Regions from separate parts of the Homo sapiens genome. Here region 1 is linked to region 2. Evidence: read pairs that join two places in POLR2A ChIA-PET (ENCODE). Cell type or tissue: GM12878. All regions are shown on one strand. Each heading gives the region's core, and the rest is flanking DNA. Links, peaks and the distances in the headings are about the cores only.

What was found. ChIA-PET counts read pairs that join two places held together with the same protein. Peaks named below come from ENCODE experiments on the same cell type or tissue, not always from the same donor. Only the 100,000 strongest peaks of a DNase experiment are listed, where the experiment ranks them.
Region 1: POLR2A ChIA-PET joins it to region 2 with 5 read pairs; 2 of 35 experiments call an interaction of 5 or more read pairs at or near these places.

The regions. Positions count from the first base shown.
Region 1 is chr7:139,855,399-139,867,185 of GRCh38, forward strand. All of the region lies in intron 1 of TBXAS1 (thromboxane A synthase 1), which reads left to right. Among named protein-coding and RNA genes, the nearest start is that of TBXAS1, 32 kb to the left of the region's middle. RefSeq lists an enhancer at 426-505. In GM12878, for the core only: no CTCF peak of the experiment used is centred there; no DNase peak of the experiment used is centred there.
Region 2 is chr7:139,707,597-139,719,383 of GRCh38, forward strand. It overlaps HIPK2 (homeodomain interacting protein kinase 2), which reads right to left. Exons shown (of 15, transcript NM_022740.5): 2 at 8,336-9,419. Among named protein-coding and RNA genes, the nearest start is that of HIPK2, 65 kb to the right of the region's middle. RefSeq lists enhancers at 4,279-5,105, 6,816-7,305, 8,519-9,019, 9,020-9,520. In GM12878, for the core only: no CTCF peak of the experiment used is centred there; a DNase peak (open chromatin) is centred at 7,120; H3K27ac peaks cover 1,210 bases.

The DNA.
Region 1 (11,787 bases), core at 4,370-6,869, 150 kb after region 2:
AGCCTGAAGTGTGACTGGATGTCAGGCGTGGGCTGCCCTGGGGCTTTGGGAAGTAGTGAAAGGGATAAGGTGAAGGTCAAGCAGAGTGGGGGATGTCAGGAGGCTGGGGAGGCTTGGGCTGCCAGGTGAAGTGGGCCTCATGAAAGACAATTTGAGATCAGAATGTCAGACAGAGAGCAGGCTAGAAGGCAGCTGGCTTCTGAGCTGCAGCCTAGAAAGGCTGATTCAGCAGTGCTAGGAGGAAGTGGGAGGTTTTGTCGTCCCAGAAGCCATATCTGGAGCAAGGGGAAGTACTAAGACCACAGGGTAGCATTTGGAGCCATACACTGGGACTAACTTCCTCTGACCTAGGCAACGACAGACTGCCCCTGTGGTCAACCAGAGCCCCCAGATCCTTTTCTGTGAGCTACAATGAAGCCAGGCCTCATTCTTCTTGAACTTGAGAAGTTTAGAAAATATCTGCTTTGCCTTCACTAGCCTCCATTTTCATAAAAATAAAGCGAGTGAAAAAAGCAAGTCTGAGCGCTTTGAAACATTAATTAAAGACACCACAGTTTCCTTATTTAACTGAGGGTTGCTACCTCATCTGGGATTATTAGCAAAGCAGAGAGCCTTTGTTGTGCTCGACAAAGTGATTAATTCAGACTCGAGGTGAATTTTGGCTTTCTCAACTTCTTTTGATGTGCTAAGATCCCCCAATGAGGACAACGTCATCAATTACTTAAGCCATTACCTTGAGATCACAATTATCGGGGAGGCCCAGTCTACTAATTGGCAGACAGAGAGACAGAAATGGACTACAGGGTTGTGGCTTCAACCCTTAATTGTTCTAGGGGGAGCGAGAGTCCTTTAAAATGTTTTGTGGCAATGCTCCTGCTAATCTGGGGTGATCGAGTTGTTTTTCCACCAGGCAAAATGCAGCCTGGGTGACCTGCGTCTCTAGAACCAAGAAACTGCCTGTGATTCCACTGACTTGGCGTTCTCATGGGCCAGGACACAGAACTCAGAACTGAGGGATGAGTGTGTCAATGGAAGAGGGATGAGGTTCATAAAATTGGAAAGGAGAGCTTTATTTCTCATAAAGGGTTGCGGCCTTCGGGTGGCCATTCCGACAGGCTAGGAAGATATTTTGATGGAGGGGAAAAGGGAATGGGAATTTATGCAGAGCAGGGAGGCCAAATATACATATTCAATAAGCTATGGGAGGAGTCATGAATATTTATGAAAGGAGAAACATGTGCATGCGCAATTGAGCGTCATGCGCCTTCATGGGTCCCATGTAGAAAAAATGGCAGCCTTAGCATAATCTGAGGGTGGAGTTTTCGAGCCTCTGACTTCAAAAAGTGAAGCAAAGGACAGGAAAACCCTCACTGAGCATCCTCCATACAATGGCCAGAATCACTCCATAATCGGTGGTCTCGTATCAGGCAAAAGAAAGGGGCAGCATCAGGTGGCAGGTTGATGTCAGCGGTGGAGGCTTTTAACATCAGACGCTTTCAGGGCGTTATGGCGTCAACACCAATGGAGGCTTTGAAAAGGCCGCTTTCTATTTAGCCCTTAGGGGAGAAAGCATAATCATGGCTAGTGAGGGAGGGGTAGAAGGAGTGTGTCTGACTCCCCATCCCATCATGGCCAAGAACTCAGTTTTCAAGTTTACTCTGGGGACCCCTTGGCCAAGAGATGGTCCATTCAGTCAGTTGGGGGCTTAGGATTTTATTTTTAGTTTACAAGTTCTAGAAGCAAACATCCTACTCAAGAGGCAAATTCTCCAGCCCCTGGAAGCTGTCTTTGGGCTTCCGTGGGATGCTACATCTGGGCTTACTGTCCCCTGACACATAAGGAATTCAAGGACCAGATACAAGAGGCTGCTTTTTACATTTTAAAATATATAATCATATAATATTCTGTTTAAATAGATTTATCTTTGTTCATTTAACTAAGCCATTACTCTTTTTTTTTCTCTCCATCCTATAAAAGAGTTTTTGGGGGAAGGTTTTATGCTGCATGGATATATGTCATTGGTTTTTCTGGTGAAAGGTGGAGGAACTTTGTCTGGTTAAATTTAGTCAAATAACCAATACTTAAACAAACAAAAGCCACCCCTGAAGTGTTTCATAAATATCAGTCACTTCAAGAGTTTTATGATGTACGTCAGTTGCTTTGTTCTGTTTTCACAATAGAAACACACGTTGTGTGTGTTTTCGGATGGTGGCACTACTGTTTGCTGTACCTTCATCATTCTTCTTTAATTCTCACTGGGACAGAAGGGCAAGACACTTTCCCAGGGTCAGAATCCTGGGATTGGCTGGCTGGATTTTCTTTTCTTCTTAATTTTTTTTTTTTTTTTTAAGAGACAGGGTCTCTCTCTGTCACCCAAGCTGGAGTGCAGTGGCTTGATCATAGCTTACTGCAGCCTCTAATTCCTGGGCTCAAGTGATCCTCCTGCCTCAGCCTCCCAAGTAGGTGGGTCTACAGGCACACACCACCACACCTGGCAATTTTTAAAAATTTTTTTTGTAGAGGTGGGGTCTTGCTATGTTGCCCAGGCTGGTCTCGAACTCTTGGCCTCAAGCAATTCTCCTGCCTTGGCCCCCCAAAACACTGGGATTATGGGTGTGAGCTACCACGCCTGGCCTTGGGCTGAATTTTCTTGGGGGTGGGATGGGCATTTTAAAGCACTCTTGAGAAAGTAGAACACACTCCATTTTAAGGCAGTTTCTTTGCAGTGCTTCTTCGTACACATCAACCCCATGCTCACTCTGCCCCATGGCCTCCAGGTGACCCATCTGTTCCAAGGCAGCAGCCTTTCCAGTGCCTTCACCTGCTATGGTGCCACAACATGGCTCTCGTTTATTGTGCCAGCTTTGACACCTCTGTTCTCAGTTTAATGATTTTTCTGGGGATGGGTCCTTCTTGGAGGGTCCTGCTTTGTTTTTGTTTTTTTCCAGATTAACTTTGGGGGACATAATAAGTGGAGACCATTTATCGTTTTTTAAGGCTCAACAAATATCCAATAGTCAGACAGAAGAGTGATCAAAATAGAAAGCATGTATTTAAACTGGGACTGACAGGTGACAGGGGATGCCTCTTAGCCACAATGATCATAATGTAAATGCTTAATTAACTGTTTGTCAGTAGCCATTGAATGTCTGTCTGGTCCACTAGGCTGTAAGTGCCACAGAGCAAGGGCATGTAGGCATGGTCCCTGCAGCATCCTGGTACCCGGAACTCAGCACTCCCCCAGCACCATGCTTGGTATCTGCTCTCTGGCCATGGTTTTGAACTATCAGCTGAGCCCAAGCAACCTTGCAGACCACATTTTGATTATGTCTTCCTCGGACCATCCTTGAGAGTCACGTCTTCTTGGCAGTGTCCCATAGACTGTGAATGGTGAGTGAGATCACTTTAGAAGGTACACGGACTTTAAAAATCTTTCATTATAAAGCATTTATTTATTTTTTAATTTTTAATTTTAATTTTTTATTTTGAGAAGGAGTTTTGCTCTCGTTGCCCAGGCTGGAGTGCAATGGCGTGATCTTGGCTCACCACAACCTCCCCCTCCTGGGTTCAAGTGACTCACCTGCCTCAGCCTCCTGAGTAGCTGGGATTACAGGCATGCGCCAGAATTAACCATGCCCGGTTAATTTTGTATTTTTAATAGAGGTGGAGTTTCTCCATGTTGGTCAGGCTGGTCTCAAACTCCCAACCTCAGGTGATCCGCCTGCCTCTGCCTCCCAAAGTGCTGGGATTACAGGCGTGAGCCACCGTGCCCGGCCCAAAGCATTCATTTTTTATCGTTAGTTTTTTTTTTTTTTTTTTTTGAGACGGAGTCTCACTCTGTCACCCCAGGCTGGCTGGAGTGCAGTGGCATGATCTCTGTTCACTGCAAGCTCCGCCTCCCGGGTTCACACCATTCTTCTGCCTTAGCCTCCCAAGTAGCTGGGACTACAGGCGCCCACCAACACACCTGGCTAATTTTTTGTATTTTTAGTAGAGACAGGGTTTCACTGTGTTAGCCAGGATGGTCTCAATCTTCTTACCTCGTGATCCGCCCACCTCAGCCTCCTAAAGTGCTGGGATTACAGGCATAAGCCACCGTGCCTGGCCTATCATTAGTTTTTAATTTATGTAAGTGATACTGATTTTCACTTATGATCACGACATAAAATTTCCTTTTAAAATGAATTCATTTCAATTTATCTAAAAGAAATTGGGAAATAAGTAAATGTACAGGCAACTTGCAGATATGGCCAAAATTATAAAGGGGCTATACAAATAACTGAATTTAGAAGATTAAGGCCTTAATACTCGTTGAGACTTACTGACTCAACTGGCTTTCTTGCCCTGAAAAGTTAGGATAAAAATGGAGAAGTTAGTTAACTCTCTGAATTACAATAACCATCAACTAGATACCTTTTTAAAAGAATTGTAATACTTTCTTTATAAAACGTTATCTTTGGCCAGGCATGGTGGCTGACACCTGTAATCCCAGCACTTTGGGAGGCCGAGGTGGGTGGATCACTTGAGGTTAGGAGTTCGAGACCAGCCTGGCCAACATGGTAAAACCCTACCTCTACTAAAAATACAAAAATTAGCTGAGCACAATAGTGCACGCCTGTAGTCCTAGCTATCCGGGAGGCTGAGGCATGAGGCTTGAACCTGGGAGGTGGAGGTTGCAGTGAACTGAGATTGTGCCACTGCACTCCAGCCTGGACAACAGAGGAAGACTCTGTCTCAAAAACAACAACAACAAAACTAAAGAATATGTATTCTTGGCTGTTTCAGTGGTAGGGCTACCAAAGCCTGGTTCAGTGCTGCCCAAGGCAGAGGCTGGGTACTGGGTGAGCTCTCGGCTGGCCTTCCCCCACCCCACCCCCTGCAACTGTACCATGTACTGTTCAGTTCTGTAGAAACAGGAAGCTCAGGGTAACTCACAGTCCCCACCCCAGACACTTCTTCTTTTCAGGCACACTTCAAAATAAAATCAGGATCTACATACACTATAAGTTGGCGTGGTAGCTGAATATTGGCCCCCTAAAATGTCGATGTCCTAGCCTCTGGAACTTGTGAATGCAACCTTAGATGGCAGAACTGATTTTGAAGATGTGATTAAGTTGAAGATCATGAAAGGGGTTAAGTATTCTGGATTGTTTGGGTGGGCCCTAAATGTAATCATGAGGTCCTTATAAAAAGGACACAGGAGTTGTCAGAGCGAGAGAAGGCAGTGTGAGGACTGGAAGCAGAACTGGAAGGTTATGACCATGACCCAGGGAGACAAGAAGGGGACACCCCCTGCCATCTCCAGAAGGAACCAGCCCTGTGGACACCCTGCCTGTAAACCAGTGAGGTTGATTTTGGACTTCTGGCCTCCAGAGCTGTCAGAGAATAAATTTGTGTTGTTTTAAATCCCTCAGCTTGTGGCTACTTGTTATAACAAAAATAGAAAATTAATACAGTTGGGAAATATAAGTTTACCTAAAAATATTCCTTCGCAGCCGGGGGCGGTGGCTCATGCCTGTAATCCCGGCACTTTGGGAGGCTGAGGTGGGCGGATCACCTGAGGTCAGGAGTTCGAGACCAGCCTGGTTAATATGGTGAAACCCCGTCTCTACTAAAAACACAAAAAATAGCTGGGCGTGGTGGCACATGCCTGTAATCCCAGCTACTTGGGAGGCTGAGGCAGGAGAATTGCTTGAGCCCGGGAGGCGAAGGTTGCAGTGAGCTGAGATCATGCCATTGTACTCCAGCCTGGGCAACAAGAGTGAAACTCTGTCTCAAAAAAAAAAAAAAAAATTCTTCACTTCTGACAGGATTCTGCATTTGATCTATTATGTAAGACACTTACTATACATATAGACAGGGTCTCGCTCTGTTGCCCAGGCTGGAGTGCAGTGGTGCGATCATAGCTCACTGTAACCTTGAACTCCAGGGCTCAAGCAGTCCTCCTGCCTCAGTCTCCCAAGTAGTTAGTACTACAGGCATGCACCACCACACCTGGCTAATTTTTTTTTCTTTTTAGAATTTTTTTTTTTTTTTTTTGGATCTCACTTTGTTGCCCAGGCTGGTCTGAACTCCTGACCTCAAGTGATCCTTGACCTCCTTTGCCTTGGCCTCCCAAAGTGCTAGGATTACAGGAGCGAGCCACTGTGCCTGGCCTGTTTAAAATAATTCTAATGGCAAAGGATTCAATTAACAAGTCTCAAAATGGATGTAAGTTTTGCACAGGTATTCACATGGCTGAAGTACCAAACATGGTATCATGAATTAAGTGCGTAACATCTGACAACGGTAACACATGCTATTTTTGTATTATTGTGAACTCATGGATTCAAAATATATTTGATGTGTTTTGGTCCATTGCAATTATTATTTTATGGAGCAAATTGTCCATGTATCAGTCTTGCTGGCCTGAAGTCAAGGTGTCAGGCAGGCTGGTTCCTTCTGGGGGATCCAGGGGAATATTGGTTTCTTGCCTCCTTGGTTCACGGTTGCTTTACTTTAATCTCTGCTTCCAGGCATCACGTTGCCCAAAGTAAATGAGGTGGGGATGTATAATCCTCCAACTGGGAGGGACAGTCATGTCTTAACCCATTATGCAATCTACTGTGTCTCAAGTGTTTCTGACTTGAGAAGTTGGTGGATTGTGGTTGCAATGGTGATGTAGAGATGATTGGGAGACAACAGATTTAGTGGGTAAATTAAAATCAGATTTAGATTAACTGTAAAATGCCTAACAGACATTCAAAGCATCCATCAAGTTGGAAGTTGGGTAAGGAGGACTGGAGCTCAGTGGAGAAAATGGAACTAGAGTTAAAGATGTGGAATTATTGACTTTTAGATGGTATTGAAGTGATGGGACTCAACATAAGGAAAGGAGCCAGCAAAGACAGTGAGGAGCAATCTTTGAGGCAGGAGGAGTGGTATCATGGAAAGAGGGAAGAGAGTGCTTCAGGAAGGAGGAATGTTCATCTCTATCAAAATCCTACTGAAGGATCAGTAAAGAAATAATGGGATTGATAAGATCAAAGTCATCAATGATCTTGACAAGGGCAGCCCCAAGGAAGCTGTGGGTACAGAAGCTTAGTTGGAGTGGGGGGAGGAGAGACTAAGGGCACAGAAGGGGAGGAAGCCATCTAGACAATGCTTTCAAGGAAACTTACTGGGAAGGAATGAAGAAAAATAAGGCAATGGCCAAATCCAAGGAGTTTGCCTTTTTTCCTTTAAGATGGAAGACACTGGAATATGTATGCTGATAGGAATGATCCAGTAGAAATGGAGAAATCAATGCAACAGGAAGGAACAATAATTGAGAATAATGAGTAAGGACAAGGAGCAAAACTAACAAGATTGGCTTTAGATAGGTAAAGAATCCCTCTGTCTCTCTCTTTCTCATCACAATCATCAGTTCATTAGTATATGTTATTAATACACTTTTGGTTTCTAAGCAGCCTGCCTTTGTTCTCAGCATATTGTCTACATGTTCTCATGTTGTGCTTTATCCACAAAGTCTTAGCCTAGGGGACAGAAAGGGACAGTAAGTAGGGTTAGTGAATAACGGCACTTGTCTGAAATGTAGCTGACCTGGTTTTAACTCTGACTCAATTGCTTAGCAGCACCTTGGGTACATTATTTACCTCTCTAAGCTTTTATTTCCTAATCAGTAATATAAGAATGGTATTTATTTCTATCCTTATGTGATTGTTGGAGGGCTTGTACAAGACAGTATATAAAAAGTACTAAGCATAGTGCCTGAGACACAGGAAACTAAAAACTATTGTAAATTATAATAATAGTAATGATTGTGTAACTCTTGTATGTCAATATACATGTATAATATATTTTTCTTGTGCAGTGACAAAGTTATTGTCAGGCTAATGACTGCAATGACTATGTCTTTGTGGTACCTACATTATTGGTGAAAGAACTGAACACCAGCCAGATATTTATGTATTTATTGAGTAGTCTTCTATTTTTTTTCCAGAGGGGTAAAGATTATAAGCGGTTCCTTAGGCAACAAATTATAATGGCTGTCATTCACTAAATCTTGTATATAGGGTGGGACAGAATTGAAAAAACAATAGGAAGGTCTTGTAACTCCAACATATCTGTTCTCCTGAGGTTTGCATGTGTACATCTTATAGCACATTGATATTCAGAAGTTTCCTATTGGAATGCAACTATCAGACAATAAAACCACTACATTAAAAATGTACAGAATGCAGATAAAGAACTACTTAGAGGAAGATTTATAGCTTTAAATGCGTTCATTGAAAACATGTGAACTAAACTAATAACTTAAGAAGTTAAAAGAAAACAACAAGGAACAAAGTCTCAACCCAAAGAAAATAGAAGGAAGTCCATAATCAAAATATGAGCATAAATCAATGAACTAGAAAACAACAAAAATCAGAAATGATCAACAAAGAAAAAGTTGGTGCTTTCAAAAGATAAATAAAATAGATAAACCCATAGCACGACTAATCAAGAACAACTTTTCCAGGCAAGCTAGGAGTAGAAGGAAATATCTTCAACCCAATAAAGGATATCTATGAAAACTCTAAAGCAAAACCTCACACTTAATTTTGAAACATTAGCTGCATTCCTGCAGAATCAAGAACAAGAAAAGGATGCTTACTCTTTCTGCTTCCTTTTTGTACTAGAGATTTTAGCCAATGTAATAAGAAAAGAAAATGAGAAGTCAGACAAAAGGATTAAAAAGAAAGAGAATGGACTGATATTATTTGCATAAAACATAATTATCAGCATAGGAAATCAAAGAAATTCCACATGTAAACCAATAAAACTAATTAGAAAGTCCAGAAGGATCATTGATTACAACGCTGGCATTAAAAAAAAAAAAAGGTGCTCCTATACATGAGCAACACCAAAACAAATGTACGTAAATAGCAAAAAGATACTCTTCTCTGCACAAAATCATAAAATGTTACTGAAGGACAGAGAAAATAAAATCAACAGAGAGATACAACACATTCATATATGAGACAAATTGATGTTGTAATAATGTTGGTATGTTCTAAATTAATGTATACATTTAATGCAATTCCAGAAAAATCCAAATAGCATTTTCTCATCAAATCAGACTAATTCTAAAATTAATATGAAAAAGTAAGTTATAAAAATGTATTATATGGTAAAAGGAATTTGAGTAAGAAAAAAAGACAAAAAAGAGAATAAAAAGAAGTAATATATAAAAAAGAGAAAAAAACAAAGAGTGTGATTTAGAGTTATAATAATTAAAATAGTGAAGCATAAGCTAGACAAATGGATCAGAATAGATCCAAGCACCTATACTACTGAGGAGCATGATAGAAGTGACATTATGAATCAGTGGGAAAAAGGGAGCAGTGCAGCAGGCACAACATCCCTTTGCTAACCCCTTGGAGGGATGTAATCAGCTGTGGGACAGGATTATTTTACCAGGGTCCCACTGAGATACCGATTCTGTTGAGCCACCTCTCATTGTAGAATCTGGCTCAACACACCCTCTGATGATTGATTTGGCTTCTCAAGTACCTGGAAAGGAGGTACTCTAGGAAGGAGATGTCCGATTCTTATTGCTTGGAAAAAAAATACTCACTATTATAAATTTGTAAATGAACAGTCTCGTTTGCAGGTTGTATTTTAGGGCATAGCCTAGTTACTACTGATACGTGAGTGAGTGTGCATCAGATGATTTCCAGCCCTGAGGGCAAACTGAGATTGAGGTCTTAAGGGAATGGAGAGGGGGCTGAACATGAGGATGAGGATGCCAGGGTGGACACTAGGTGCTAAAAGGGAAACCGAGAAGATCTCACGTGTAAAATCTGTATTGCACCATTTCCCCACCAACCCTTCAGGAACATCTGCCTTGAGGCGTGATTTAAGCAGTTTCAATCCTTACAGTTTCTCTTGTGGGTGTGGGTGAGAAATGGGACAAGGATAAAGGGAATGGAATTTACAGTCAACTAACAAGGCTGTGGTTAGTTATTAGCTAAGTCAATGAAAACTATTCAGATTTATCTGCTTATCTTCCTCTTCACACCCAGATATGTGCGTGGAGTCAGCTTGCAGTACCTATCAATGACTGCTCATTTTCCAACTAATTTTTAAATCAGTTAGTGGAGCACAATTCTGCCTGCCACCTAGATAAACCATACTGTGGGAATGAGGGGGAGGGAGGAAGAAGAAGGAGGAGGAGGAGGAGGAAGAGGAGGAGGAGGAAGAGGAGGAGGAGGAAGAGGAGGAGGAGGAAGAGGAGGAGGAGGAAGAGGAGGAGGAGGAAGAGGAGGAGGAGGAAGAGGAGGAGGAGGAGGAAGAGGAGGAGGAGGAGGAAGAGGAGGAGGAGGAAGAGGAGGAGGAAGGGAGGGAGGGAAGGAAGAAGGAAGGGAGGAAGGAAGGAAGGAAAGAAGGAAGGAAGGGAGGGAGGGAGGGAGGGGGGAAAGGAAGAAGGAAGGAGGGAGGGAGGAAGGAAGGAGGGAGGGAGGGAAGGAGGAAGGAGGGAGGGAGGAAGGAAGGAAAGAGGGAGGGAAGGAAGGGAAGAAGGGAAGAAAGTTAGTTAATAATGTCAAAAATTGGGAAATATTTTTGAGAATGAAGAAGAAATGATAGGAAAATGTGTTTTCTCTCTCTAGTAAGAAAATAGATGCAGACATCAAAATACATTGATGTAGCTTACAAATTAGAAAAAAGTTTTATGAGAGCATTTGGTGCAAAGGATATACCAACGGTAGGACTAGCTGGGACAAACTTTATGGAAAGCAATTAGATATTACATACCAGTGTTTAAAACCAGTGACTCATGGATCTCAGGTTAAGAAAATCTTCATGCACAAAGTGTGGGAAAACCTCTGCGCAGAAATGCTAACTGTAGCAGCATAACTCAAAGTAGCTAAAATATAGAAAACACGCTAAGTATTTGACAATAAGAATGGTTTAGTAAATTATAATATGTATATAAGAGCACTATTAAGCAGCCATAAAAATGATATTTATAAAGGATTAATAACATGGAGATGTTTTTCCTTATGTTAAATGAAAAAAGTAGAAATCTGGATAAATAGAAGTAGAGAAATAAGCCAGGCACAGTGGCTCTTGCCTGTAATCATGGCACTTTGGGAGGCTGAGGCAGGCAGATCGCTTGAGCCCAGGAGTTTGAGACCAGCCTGGGCAACATAGTGAGACCCTGTTTCTAAAAAAAAAAAAAAAAAAAATTAGCCACCTGTGGTTGCGCACACCTGTAGTCCCAGCTACTTCGGAGGCTGAGGTGAGAGGATCACTTGAGCCTGAGAGGTAGAGGCTACGGTGAGCTGAAATCACACCACTGCACTCCAGCTTGGGCAACAGAGTGAGAATGCTAAAAAAAAGAAAAAGAAGAAAAAGTAGAGACATAGGAAAAATATAGAGAGAGAATGTAATAGCAAACATATAAAAAATACACAGTGAAAAAAACCAAGAGAATGACAATATAAAGAGAGTAGGCTTTCTCCCTGATAGTTCTAGCTTTTGTGCCCAAATTTCTGTGAAGCACTTCAAAATGTGTCTTGGAAAGCCAGCAAACCTCACACCCTGCTTCCATTTCTTAACAAAACGTTTTGAAAAGGCAATTATTTAAGGATCTGTTTCTAATAAAGCTTCCGATGTGGCCATGATGTTTAATGGAATTGCTGGCAAAGCCCATGAGGGCATGCGTGTTGAAACCATAGAGTAACCATGGCAAAGGGCCTCTCTTCTCCAATGTGCAGGACACTGGGTTACCTGGCACCGCTGGGCTTCACCTGTTCTTGGAGC
Region 2 (11,787 bases), core at 5,679-8,178:
GGGCTGGCTGTCTACTCGGGGACAGCCTCTTCCATCGCAGACTGGGGACAGATACTGCAGAGCCGAGGGCACTCCTACTCACGTCCTGAAACCTCAGCACAACACAGTGTATGGCACATCTTCGGAATTCAAAAAATTACCTGTTGGATGCATACATGAGAGTTACAGCTCCAAACCCAGCTGTGGCTACAGGGAGAGTTCAGCAGCTCCTTGGCAGTGAGTGCGCTATCCATCGTAAGTCATGCAGGAAGGAAGGCACGTTCATGTCTCCTCTGCTGTTCACCTTTCTATTCCCACCCAGTCCAGGCGTTCCCCTCCTAACCACCCACTGCTTGCCAGTTCACCAACCCACATGACCCCTCCTATGGTACCCCCCAATTATTCTGGATCTCTTCTGTTGCCACCCCTGGGGCATAAAGGGTCTGACCACAAGGAATCTGACAAACGGGCCCTGCAGAAGGGCTCTCAACCACTTGGGAGACAGACGGACAGCTCAATGCCAGGCTGTCATGCCGGCCGCACCCTCTCACCTCCACAGGGTCTACACTACACCCTGGTGGGCTGACACTCTGGAGCCCATGCCATCTAAGCAACAATTCTCAAAGGATAATAATAAAATAAATAAAGAGGGCAGGAGGAAACTTTCGGAGGTGATGGATATGCCTATGGCATAGGCTGTGGTGGTTTCATGGGTATATACTCAGCCCCGAACCCATCAAGTCATGGATATTAAGTATGTACAGCTTTCTGTAAGTAAATCATACCTCAATAAACTGTGTGTGTGTTTTTAAGAATTAGCTGCAGAGCTTGTCCAAATGCATGTCACCTGGCCCCCCACCCCCAGAGGGCCTGCTCATTAGGTTTGTTTCGGCAAGTACCCTGGGTGATGATGGGGCAGGAGGGTCCTTAGATCCCACTTGGAAAATGACTGGTCTCTACCTTGAGCCCAAGAGTAGTTCTGGCCCTACTGTTCTCAGGTTAGAGACATGTATTTGGCAGCTCTGTGGCAAGGCAGAAAACTGGGCCAAGTTTCCAGGGCGTGAACACTGCGTCTGCACCTGGGCCCTCTGTCTCTGGGGACACTGGGGTATTTTCATGTCTTTAAGTGTGTGCGTGTGCCCTTGCATGTCCAAGCATGCTTGCTGCGTGTGCCTTGTGTCTTTCACCACATGGTGGGCGTGTGTGCATTATCAGTAGCTCTGTATGGAGGGCTGAGTGTCAGCTTCTTGGTCACCATGGTTCTCATAAGCACACCTGTGCCTGCATGTCACACATGGGCTTAAACTGTGTCGCCTGAGTCTGTGTGTGTGCATGTGTGTGTGTGCACCTGTGTGTGTGTGAAGAGGGGACTGCAGTACCAGGGCAGTATACACAGAGCATTCCAGTTCAGTTATTTCATACTTATAATTAAATAATAATACTTATTAAGAGAAATTTTAATTGCAAAGTATTTTACCATACAGCTGAAGGTCCCAGAGATGAATAAGGGAAACTTGAAGATAACCTAACAGCCTACATAACTTATTGATTACTTCTCTTCAAAAGAGAAGCTGCAACCCGAAACGCATACATGTACGTATTTATAACAGTCTCCCTGGGCAAATGAAGTTGTCGGTGGGTTGAACAGTTCACTTCATATCTTCAAGTGCAAACTAGAACCTTCTCCTGTTGTTTCTATTAGTAAAAGACAAATTAATTTTAAAAGTTCATGCCTGCGATGCACTTGCTTTCAGAGACCCTCTTTTCAATCAAACCTAACTTCTAGTCACTCACTTTCTATATGCTGTAATCTGCACAAGCTATGCAATTTTTGAAATGACTTATATTTATGGCTTTATAAAGCTATGCCCCTTTTTGAAATGATTGATATTTCCAGCCCAGAGCATGGCATTTTAGAATATGCTCTGTTCTCTGTTGATCAGGGGATCATGGAGGGTTCCCAGTTTCAGCTAATGAGGCCAAGGTCAACCCACAGGAGAGAAAACTGCTCCCTGGCCACAGACTGAACCACCAATTCTGGCCAACCGCCTCATAAACACAGGCCCAGGTCATAATGGGATCCAGATGGAGGAGTGTGGACAGTCACAGCTGACATTCTACTGACCGTGACTCAATGGAACACAGCTTGGGGCAGGGCTAGGACTGGTGCTAAGGTCTCTGGTTTCTCCTTTCAGAGCCTATTTCTTTATAGCAGTGGTGGGATTTGAAACTAGGCTCTGAAAGACTGGAGCTTCAGAACTGAGCCTTAGAGACAGCAAGGTCATTAAACAAAAGAAAGCAAAATAAACAAAAAGCTATTCCCTCTAAGTCAATTCTGCAATCAAAGCATCGGAAAAGTTAAATGCACTAACAATGTCCACATTCATACTATCGGGGGGTAGAACCCCCCATTATAATCTAGGGCCTCATCCCTTCATTCCTGAGTAACAACAGTTGTCTCCTAGCCTCTGGCTCTCAAAACATCCCCACAACTTTTTTTTTTCTTTGCCATTCCAATTGATTTATACCATCATTAATTTTCATTAAACTTCTCCTTTGTTCCAGAATTTACAATGGCTCCCAGCTCTGGCACTTTGGCTCAACCCAAGCCCCTCAAGCCTGTATTCAAAACTCTCTATTGTCAGGCTTCACTCACCGGATTATTATTTTCCAGTACAGGCCTTCGACTCCCGCCAGGTGTCACTGTCTAAGGAGTCACCATCATTTCTCCCATCTTCCCTTATTTATTCCAGTCTCCATGACCCCTAGACTTCCCCATCCCTATCTCATGTTAACTTCCCTGTTAACCCATCTGGCAAAATCTTTCACTGACTTTTAATTTCTTGAACTGGCTTTGCTCATCATTGTTTCCCTAGAGTCTGGCAGAAGGTAGGTTCACAATAAATCTCTGTTGAATGACCAAACATTTAAAATATTGAAGCATCAGAATGACAGTCTTGGCAGTTGGTTTGTGTTTTCCATCTCCTCAAAGAGACTGTGAACTCTGCAAGATTAGGGATCATGCCTTACCCTCTGCACTCTGGAGCACATATCTACTACGGGACACTCAGTAATGAATGTTTGATGAATTGAACTGAAAATTAATCTCCACCCTGATATGGTTTGGATCTGTGTCCCTACCCAAATCTCATGTTGAATTGTGATCTCCAACGTTGGAGGAGGGGCCTGGTGAAAGATGACTGAGTCATGGGGGCACACTTCCCCCTTGCTGTTCTTGTGATTGTGAGTTCTCACGAGATTTGGTTGTTTAAAAGCATGTAGCACCTACCCCACCTCTCTCTTTCTCCTTCTCCAGCCATATAAGATGTGCCTGCTTCCCCTTCACCTTCCTCCATGATTGTAAGTTTCCTGAGGCCTCCCAGCCATGCTTCCTATACACCCCGCAGAACTGTGAGTCAATTAAACCTTTTTTTTTTTAATAAATTACCCAGTCATAGGTAGCTCTTTATGGCAATGCAAGAATGGAATAATACACACCCCCACCTAAAACCACCATGAAATCAACTTGAAGACAGTCTTTGCACCCCAAAGAATCAGACAAAAAAAAAAGGCTGGGCGTGGTGGCTCACGCCTGTAATCCCAGCACTTTGGGAGGCCAAGGCAGGCGGATCACAAGGTCAGGAGATTGAGATCATCCTGGCTAATACAGTGAAACCCCATCTCTACTAAAAATACAAAAAAATTAGCCAGGCGTGGTCATGGGCGCCTGTAGTCCCAGCTACTCAGGAGGCTGAAGCAGAAGAATGGGGTGAACCTGGGAGGCGGAGTTTGCAGTGAGTCGAGATCGCACCACTGCACTCCAGTCTGGGAGACAGAGCAAGACTCCGTCTCAAAAAAAAAAGGTTAGATTATTCTGAAAAAGTGGATTATTTGCTATTTTTCATGTCCTAATTTTTTATGTTCAATTTTTGGGTCCTGGTAACAGTCCTACGTGTTTCAAAAAACTCTAGACAAGAATATTTTGAATAATCCAGAGTAGAAACCAAAAAAAATCTATATATTTTAATCACTGATTACCCTTTGCCTGAATGGCATGTCTTTTTGTTTGTGTTTTTTTCTGAGAGTGGAGTTTAACATTTGGTCTTATTTGTAGTTTACTGGTTCTGCTGATAATGGAAATACCCCAGTACCAATTTATTGCTTGCTCAAAAAAAAAACAAAAAAACTAAAAACAAACAAAATGAACTGGCATCAATGTAGAATTAAATAACAAAAGGGCAGGGGCGCCCAAGGTGAAGTAATACAAGCAAGGATTACCTGCAACTCTGTTCTTTTGGGTGTCAACACCTGAAAGGTGACACCATTAAGAAAATCCCTCTGTCCTTCAGAATAGTGTTTCTCAAAGACTGGTCCTAAGACCCCCTGCCTGGCTCACCTCCAGTTCTCTGAGGCAAGTCTCTGTGGTGGTGGGTGTGGACTTTCTCCCAGGGTACTCCCAGGGAGACTCTGTTCCCAGCAACCTCTCCAGGAGATTCCTGTGCACAGTAAAGCCTGAGAACCTGGGCAGCTGACAGTTAATGACATAACTGACCTTCGAATTGGAAGGGAATACCCCTGCTTCAGACTCGAGAAAAAAACTTAAAAAGCAGCCTTTGTTTCCTGAAAAACACACCAGTGGGCTTGCCTCACAGAATACCAACAGCCACTGTGGCCAGGCACATGCCTGAGAGCTGGGGAAAACAGTTGGCTCCGGGGACACCACCTCCTTTTCCAAGTCCCCAAGGCGAGGATAACATATCCTTGTCTCACACCGTTTCTGTGTCACTAGGTGGGGACAATGGTGGGATGAGACACTTAGCCCAGTCCCATGCAAAATGACAGAGGGACACATAAGTACTCTACCTTTTGAAAGTCAGATGTCCTGGGACGATAATGTGCCCAGCTCAGATACAGGGGGCCGAGGGGAGAAAGTCCCCACCCACCACCTGCAGGACAAAGGCCAACCTGCTGGGAGGCTGGATGCACAGCATGCAATGACTCCTCCAGCCCAGGCGGCTCAAACACACAGCCATTCCCTCACGATGCAGATGCAGCTGAAAGCATCTGAAAGCGTCTTCTTTCTGGGACATGGGCCTTAACGATGGACAATTAAAGAGCTTTTCTTGCCCCCTTTCTTTCCTATAAGAGGCAAAGCCACCAGGAAAATCAACTTGATAAACATGGCCTAGAGCTGGCTGTCCCACACAGCTGGGACGAAAAGAGACAGAGCACTAGAGACTGTCCTCGAAAAATCGGATCGATCTATATGGTGGCAAACCACTGCAGGGCTCAGACAAGGCCTGAGGGAGAAACAGAACATTGCACCAACTTAGAAATGAAGCCTCATTTCAGGCAGAAGAGCCGCTGTCTTTCCTGCTGACCGTATTTTTGGAACCAGGGCTGGGCACAGGGAGGCTGACATGAGGGCCTGAAGGTGACCACAGAAAGGAGAAAGAGGCCTTCTTGCTCAGAATTTTAGGCAATGGTGATTTCAGGGGTGAAAAGAGGGTACTATCACAACTAAACGGAGGGTCCTTCAGAGGGATGTGGGGACACAGGGGCCAGATGTGACTGTGCCTGTCACGAAGTGGGGAAAAGAGGGCTCCTGAGGGCCCAGGAACCGCCAGCAAACCAGCCTACCACACCCACCAGAGGCGTCCAAAAGGCCTGATCTCACCCACAGAGGGGGGCAGGAGAGGATCGCTGTGAGTCCAGGTGAAGGAGTCAGCCCTCCCCAACCCTCACAGGCAAACTTTTACTGCTGCCGCAGGCTTCCTGAGCTAGGATCCCCGATTTTGCGACCTGTCTCCTCAGCACTAGGGGCACCAGCACCAGGCAGGAAAGCAAAGAAAAACTCGCAGAGTCCAAGGGGATGGGCAGGGAGGGCTCCAGGAAGCGTCACATGGGCACCAGAAGGCAAGATGACAAGGGGGTCTTAAGAATCCCCAATTCAGCTTACTCGATTCACCAAGTTTCGCTCTAAGGATGTGCTGCCTTTTAAACAGAGTTTGTCGAAGTCTTTTTACAAGTCGCCATGCTAGCTTTCAGTGAATGTTAATAACACTGGTACGTGTTCATGATGCAGCAATTCAGATGAACTACATAAAAGCCCTAGCAGCCAAGTCAGGGGCTGTTCACCCTGAATTCAGGCCAAGAACTAGAAAGAGCCAGCCTTTGGCATGCTGAATTTACCAACCTAAATACGAAGTGGCACAGCAGCCTCCCAGAGCCAGCACAGCACCAGCTAGCCCCCAATGGGGCTGGTACCCGGGACGGCCACCAGAGCTGGCTTTCAGAGGCCCAGGCACTCTCTACAGAGAATATGTGCTGTCGGTACCGGGCACCCAACCCTCCAGATTCACTCAACCATTGCCCATCCTTCTCCTCTGGAGACAAGGAGAGGCTTCTTGTCTTCCTTGGAGGCTCCTGCCCTGGGCTTACTTCTCCCTGCCATTGGCTCTGGGGCCAGCGGGGCACAGAGTGGATGGCCTGGTCAGGACGAGGGAGTGGAGAGCAAGTGGAGGGGCAGCAGTAGACCCGTCTGTCCGCACGGGGCCTGGTGGTGAAAGCACAGGCCTGTGGAGACCTTTCTGCGCATAGGAAATGAGCGGGAAAGGAATCCTCAGGGCAGGGCAGAGAAGAGGCTCGCAGAGAGCTGTTCTAACTCAGGAAATGCCTCCTAAAGGGAAGAGGGAAGAGACAGAAACAGCATGGGTGAAGAGGCCTCGAAACCTCCTGTGTGAGTCAGGATTAGGATGAAAGGAGACGGGGTGGAAGGTGGGAGGGCATCTGGGGATCCGAACGGAGGGGCTGTTGCTCTCCCAGGGAAGGAGGGCCTGGTGCCCAGCAGGCTGAGGGAGGGGCTGGGAGGAGACTTGCAACAGCTCTGCCTGCAGCCAGGATGGGGGCCCGGACAGGGAGCAAGAAGGGGAAGCTGGCCCAGGTCAGCCCCAGGAATGGGTGACAGGTCAGCTGTGTCGACAAGGCCCTGGGGCATGTTCCAGCCTTCTCTCTGTGGCCTTGAAAGGCGCATGGAGAAAGCACACGGGCAAGCGAGCGTGCTTGCTTGCAAGCAGGATGGCCTCCGGGGACCCCGGTCTTCCTGCCTACGTGGCACGCTCTTAAATGTGCATCCGTCCCATCTTCTCATGGGAGTTTCAGTTTTGTTTCTTGTGACCTCTATCTCCACTGCACTGTTCGGCACCACCCCAAACACACCCCCAGGCTGGTTCCACAGAGCAGGGTCTTGCTTTCCATCCCTGCCGCCTCCCCGCTGTGCACCCGCCATGGCCAGCCACGGAGTGACACACCTAAGCCATGTTACAGCCATGTTACCTCCCAGCTGCCCACGAGGCTGGTGAGAGGATTTCTCCCACTTCATGGGTTAGGAAATGAAGGCATGGAGAAATCAGGCCATTAGGAGAGGAGGGACCAGGTTCACTCTGGCCTTTCCTGACTCCAAAGCCAGCACTCCGATCTCAGCTCCATGTCGGCAGCGGTTCCAATCCTGACTGCATACAGGGGTCCCTGAAAAGCTTCCAGATACCCCAGGATGGCAAGGGCCCTGTCTATATCCCTATACCTAGCACTGCGGCTGGCACATATTAAAAGTGAAATCAAAGCTTGTTGAATGACTGCATGTGTGAGTCCATGACTGAACACACTTCCCTGCCACGGACACTATCATTCCTCCCTCATCCTGACCCAAAGCCTGAAGTCACCTTACCACAGGAGCCACCCAGCTGGCCCCAGACTAGTCTCTCCCTTCCTCCAGCCCTTCTGCACGTGGATAGACAAGGAACCTTCTCGGAACATCCCTTTCAACCCGTTACCTTATGTTGTTCAAGGTTTCCAGGGCTTGCTCTGGGTTTGAGGATACAGTTGCAATTCCTTGATCTGATATTTAAGACCCCCAGTGACCTGGTTCCAACCAGGCTTTCACTCACATCTCCCACCACTCACAAACTGTTCTGGCCAGGCGGGTGTCCTTCTTGTCTCCTGTAAATTCCCACTAGTGTGACTGCGGACTGTGGATGGCACATCCCTCTCTCTCCACCACCTGTCTGGATCCTACCCATCCGGGAGGACGGAACTCTTCTGCTCTGCACCCCAGGTCCCAGGGAGCCCTTCCAACGCTGAACACCTGTGCCACGGATCTTACCTGGCTCCGTTCTAATGTGACTTCTAATTGACATCGCAATGTGCACATGTCCTAATTTCGTAAGTACATTAAGATCACTTGAAGGCAGGAACTGTAGACATATAATTTTATCTCCCCACAGTGACTAAGGTGGCACATTCTCTGTGAGTGCCACTGGGCATTCAGCAGCTCCTGTCTCCTTGTGGACGGTCTTACCTGTAATATCTGGACTGCAAGTAGGTGGAGCACACAGCCTTGGAGACGTGGCTGGCTGAACCAAAGTCGATGACCTTGACTCTGTATGGTTGTCTAGATGGATCCACCAGCATGATGTTTTCTGGTTTGAGGTCAGCGTGGATAAGACCTAGGCTTTTGAGTTTCATCAGGGCTGTGGCTACCTGCTGGAGAACTGGGCGAATGTATTTGAGGGGCAAGGGGCTAAACTTGTTTTGCTTCAGAAAGTCATAGAGGTTCTGCTCCAACATCTCGAAGACCAAGCACGTGTGGTTCTTGTGCTGGAAGCATTCGTAGGCCCGGACGAAGTTATAGTCATCGGCACTCTCCGTGCTCAACCGGGCCAGGATGCTCACTTCAATCTGACCTTGTCGGGCATAGGATGGGTGGTTCTTCAGGATCTTGATGGCTACGATCTCATTGGTGCCCCGTTTCCAGCACTTGACCACTTGCCCAAACGTCCCTCGGCCCAAGAACTCTAAGACCTCGTAGGTGTTGGTCATGGAGCACAGCACCTCATGCTGCACCAGCTGATAGTCGCCCTCGCTGTTGGAGCCGCTGTTTTTGGAGGTGGCAGTAGACGTGGTGGCAGTGGCGACAGTGGCCCCGCTTGCATTATTCTGAATCATGGGTGGATGCTCCTCGATGATCTGCACGCTGCTTGTGTTCTCGATCTCCTCGCTCTTACGCTTGAGTCCACATTTTTGGTAGGTATCAAGGAGGCTCACAGTGCTTCGACGCATTAGGTTGTGTGGTCCGCCGAGGACTTGCCCGGTGACAGAAGTGCTGCTTGCTGAGGTGACCACGATGTGCCCGGTGCTTCCTGGGAAGACGATGGTCTGCTCGTAAGGTAGGCTTGGGTTTGGGACCGGCAAGGAGGTGCTGACGGTTGTGGTGGCTGGCTGCGACAGGGGGATGTTCTTGCTCTGGCTATACACTTTGCTGTGGGAGCCGTACCCAGTCATGTCCCAGTTGGAACTCGGCTCTATTTTCAGTTTCTTCACACTACAGAAGGCACTTGATTGAAGGGTGTGAGGGGAGAAAACTTGCACATGTGAGGCCATACCTACAAGGAAAGGAAAACGAAAAGTAAGTATCGGAGTCACCTTGGTACAAGTAAACTCAACAGATCCCCTTCAGTTCTCATCTGTGGCTTGGGCCATACAGAATATATTCCTCCCACTTGAAAACAAGGTTGAAAAAGTGAATCTCTTCCACCCAGAAGCACATTCTGGTCACTGAGTTTGTGGAACCAAGTGGTTCCAGGGTGCCACTTGCCACCATTAGGTGCCAGCAACACAGCTGAGACTCAGAAACAGAATTCCAATATCAGGACATAGGTCACCATTTTTTTTTGTAAACATTACTTGTGACAGAAATGGATTCTTCCTCAGTTCTCCCTGGGTTGCTTTCTACTGAAACTCAGGAGGCTCTGCTGTCACGTACTTCGTTGCCCACATCATCAGCTCAGCCTTGTCCACAGACCCTGTCAAGTTTACTGGTTTGAGAAAACATCTTCCCACACAGGCCCCATCACCAGGCCACTCAGGATCTTCTGGATCCTGGATGAACCCTAATTACCAGCTGGCATCTTTGTCATCGATTCTGTAGGGTTTAGTGGATCAGCAGTTGGTCTGACGTTTTTCATTTCAACAGCATAAAACATTTTATCAGCCTTACTGGTGGGGACTGGGTAGCACAATTCATGGCTCCATTCACTCACGCTTCCTGCTAAATTCATATATCAATACATTTCTCTAGAAAGTACTATTTCTTTTTGTTTTTTTTTGTTTGTTTGTTTGTTTTTGTTTTGAGACCGAGTCTCGCTCTTGTCACCCAGGCTGGAGTGCAATGGCATGATCTCGGCTCACTGCCACCTCTGCCTCCCAGGTTTCAAGCCATTCTCCTGCCTCAGCCTCCAAAGGCTGGGATTATAGGTTCCTGCCACCACGCCCGACTAATTTTTGAATTTTTAGTAGGGATGGGGTTTCACCATGTTGGCCAGCCTGGTCTCAAACTCCTGACCTCAGGTGATCCACCCGCCTCAGCCTCCCAAAGTGCTGGGATTACAGACGTGAGCCACCGTGTCTGGCCAGAAGTACTATTATTTCATACCAACATCTCATCCACAATTTAGATAAACTTAGAAACCTATGAGACCGTTATTCTGGAACACTTGTACAAATTACGGTGATACTGAAACAAAAATTCATAGAAAATATATTAAGCAAAAATAATAAGGTGATGAAGGATAACTCCTTAAAGGTTAAAAGAGTAACAAACATTGCCCATCTTCTAAGCCACTATCAACAAACATTTCTCACAGAAGCACAAGGAAGTGCAGCTTCTGCAAGCCCTGTTGGGGGTTGGCTAACCTAGTGTTCCTGTCTCTCTGAGCCCCTGGCATTACCTAGAGTGGTAATCCTTTCCACTCCATCAACCATCACCCTAGTCCACCTTCTCTCTCAGTAGATGACCCAACTTCCACTTTGTCCAGAAGCCTGAGGTCAGCCTTACTTTCCTCCTTTATTTCCTTCTTCATTTCAGAACATTCCTGAATCTACATCATCCTCCATCCTTCATTCCTTCTCTCCAGTCTGAGAGAAAGAGGTGTTGCTCTTTTCCAATACTAAAAAAGTTCCCGATTCTCATGATCCATATTTGTCCCATTTTCTCTTGAACCTGCTTCCACCACTGTTCTTTCTCTTGTAGCTTTCCATTTCTCCCTGTACTTAATTGGATCCAAGTATTTAGTAGGAACTTAATATGGCTGTCCAAATGAATCGGTCACCTCATCTTTTTCTTCTGCCTTCATGTGCGTGCACACACAAACTCCCAACATGGAAGGCAAAAGGAGTAACAGCCGCATTCCCCCCTCTTAATTCTTTCCCTCCTCTCACCTGTGATCAATGGTTTATGCTCCCTTTTCTTCAATGCCCACATCTTAATCCATCTCCCCCAACTCGTTAATGCACTATAGGCTCCTGTTCTTGAAGGTAAATGACTTCCTAATTGCCTAATCCAATGGCCTTGTTTCAGCCCGTTCTTCTTAACCTCTGCAACATCTGATACTGCTGACCACGACTTCCTTCTTGATGCTCTTCTCTGGACTTCAGTGAATCTGTAATCTCCCCATCCCGTGTCTGATTGCACACTGTGTGCTCGGGTGGTTCCTCTTCCTCCTTTATTTTATTATTATTATTTTTTGAGACAGAGTCTTGCTCTGTCGCCCAGACTGGAGTGCAGTGGTGCTATCTCGGCTCACTGCAACCTCCGCCTCCTGAGTAGCTGGGACTACAGGTGTGCGCCACCACGCCCAGCTAATTTTCATATTTTTAGTAGAGACGGGGTTTCATGTTGGCCAGGCTGGCCTCAAACTCCTGATCTCAAGTGATCCACTCCCCTCAGCCTCCCAAAGTGCTGGTATTACAGGT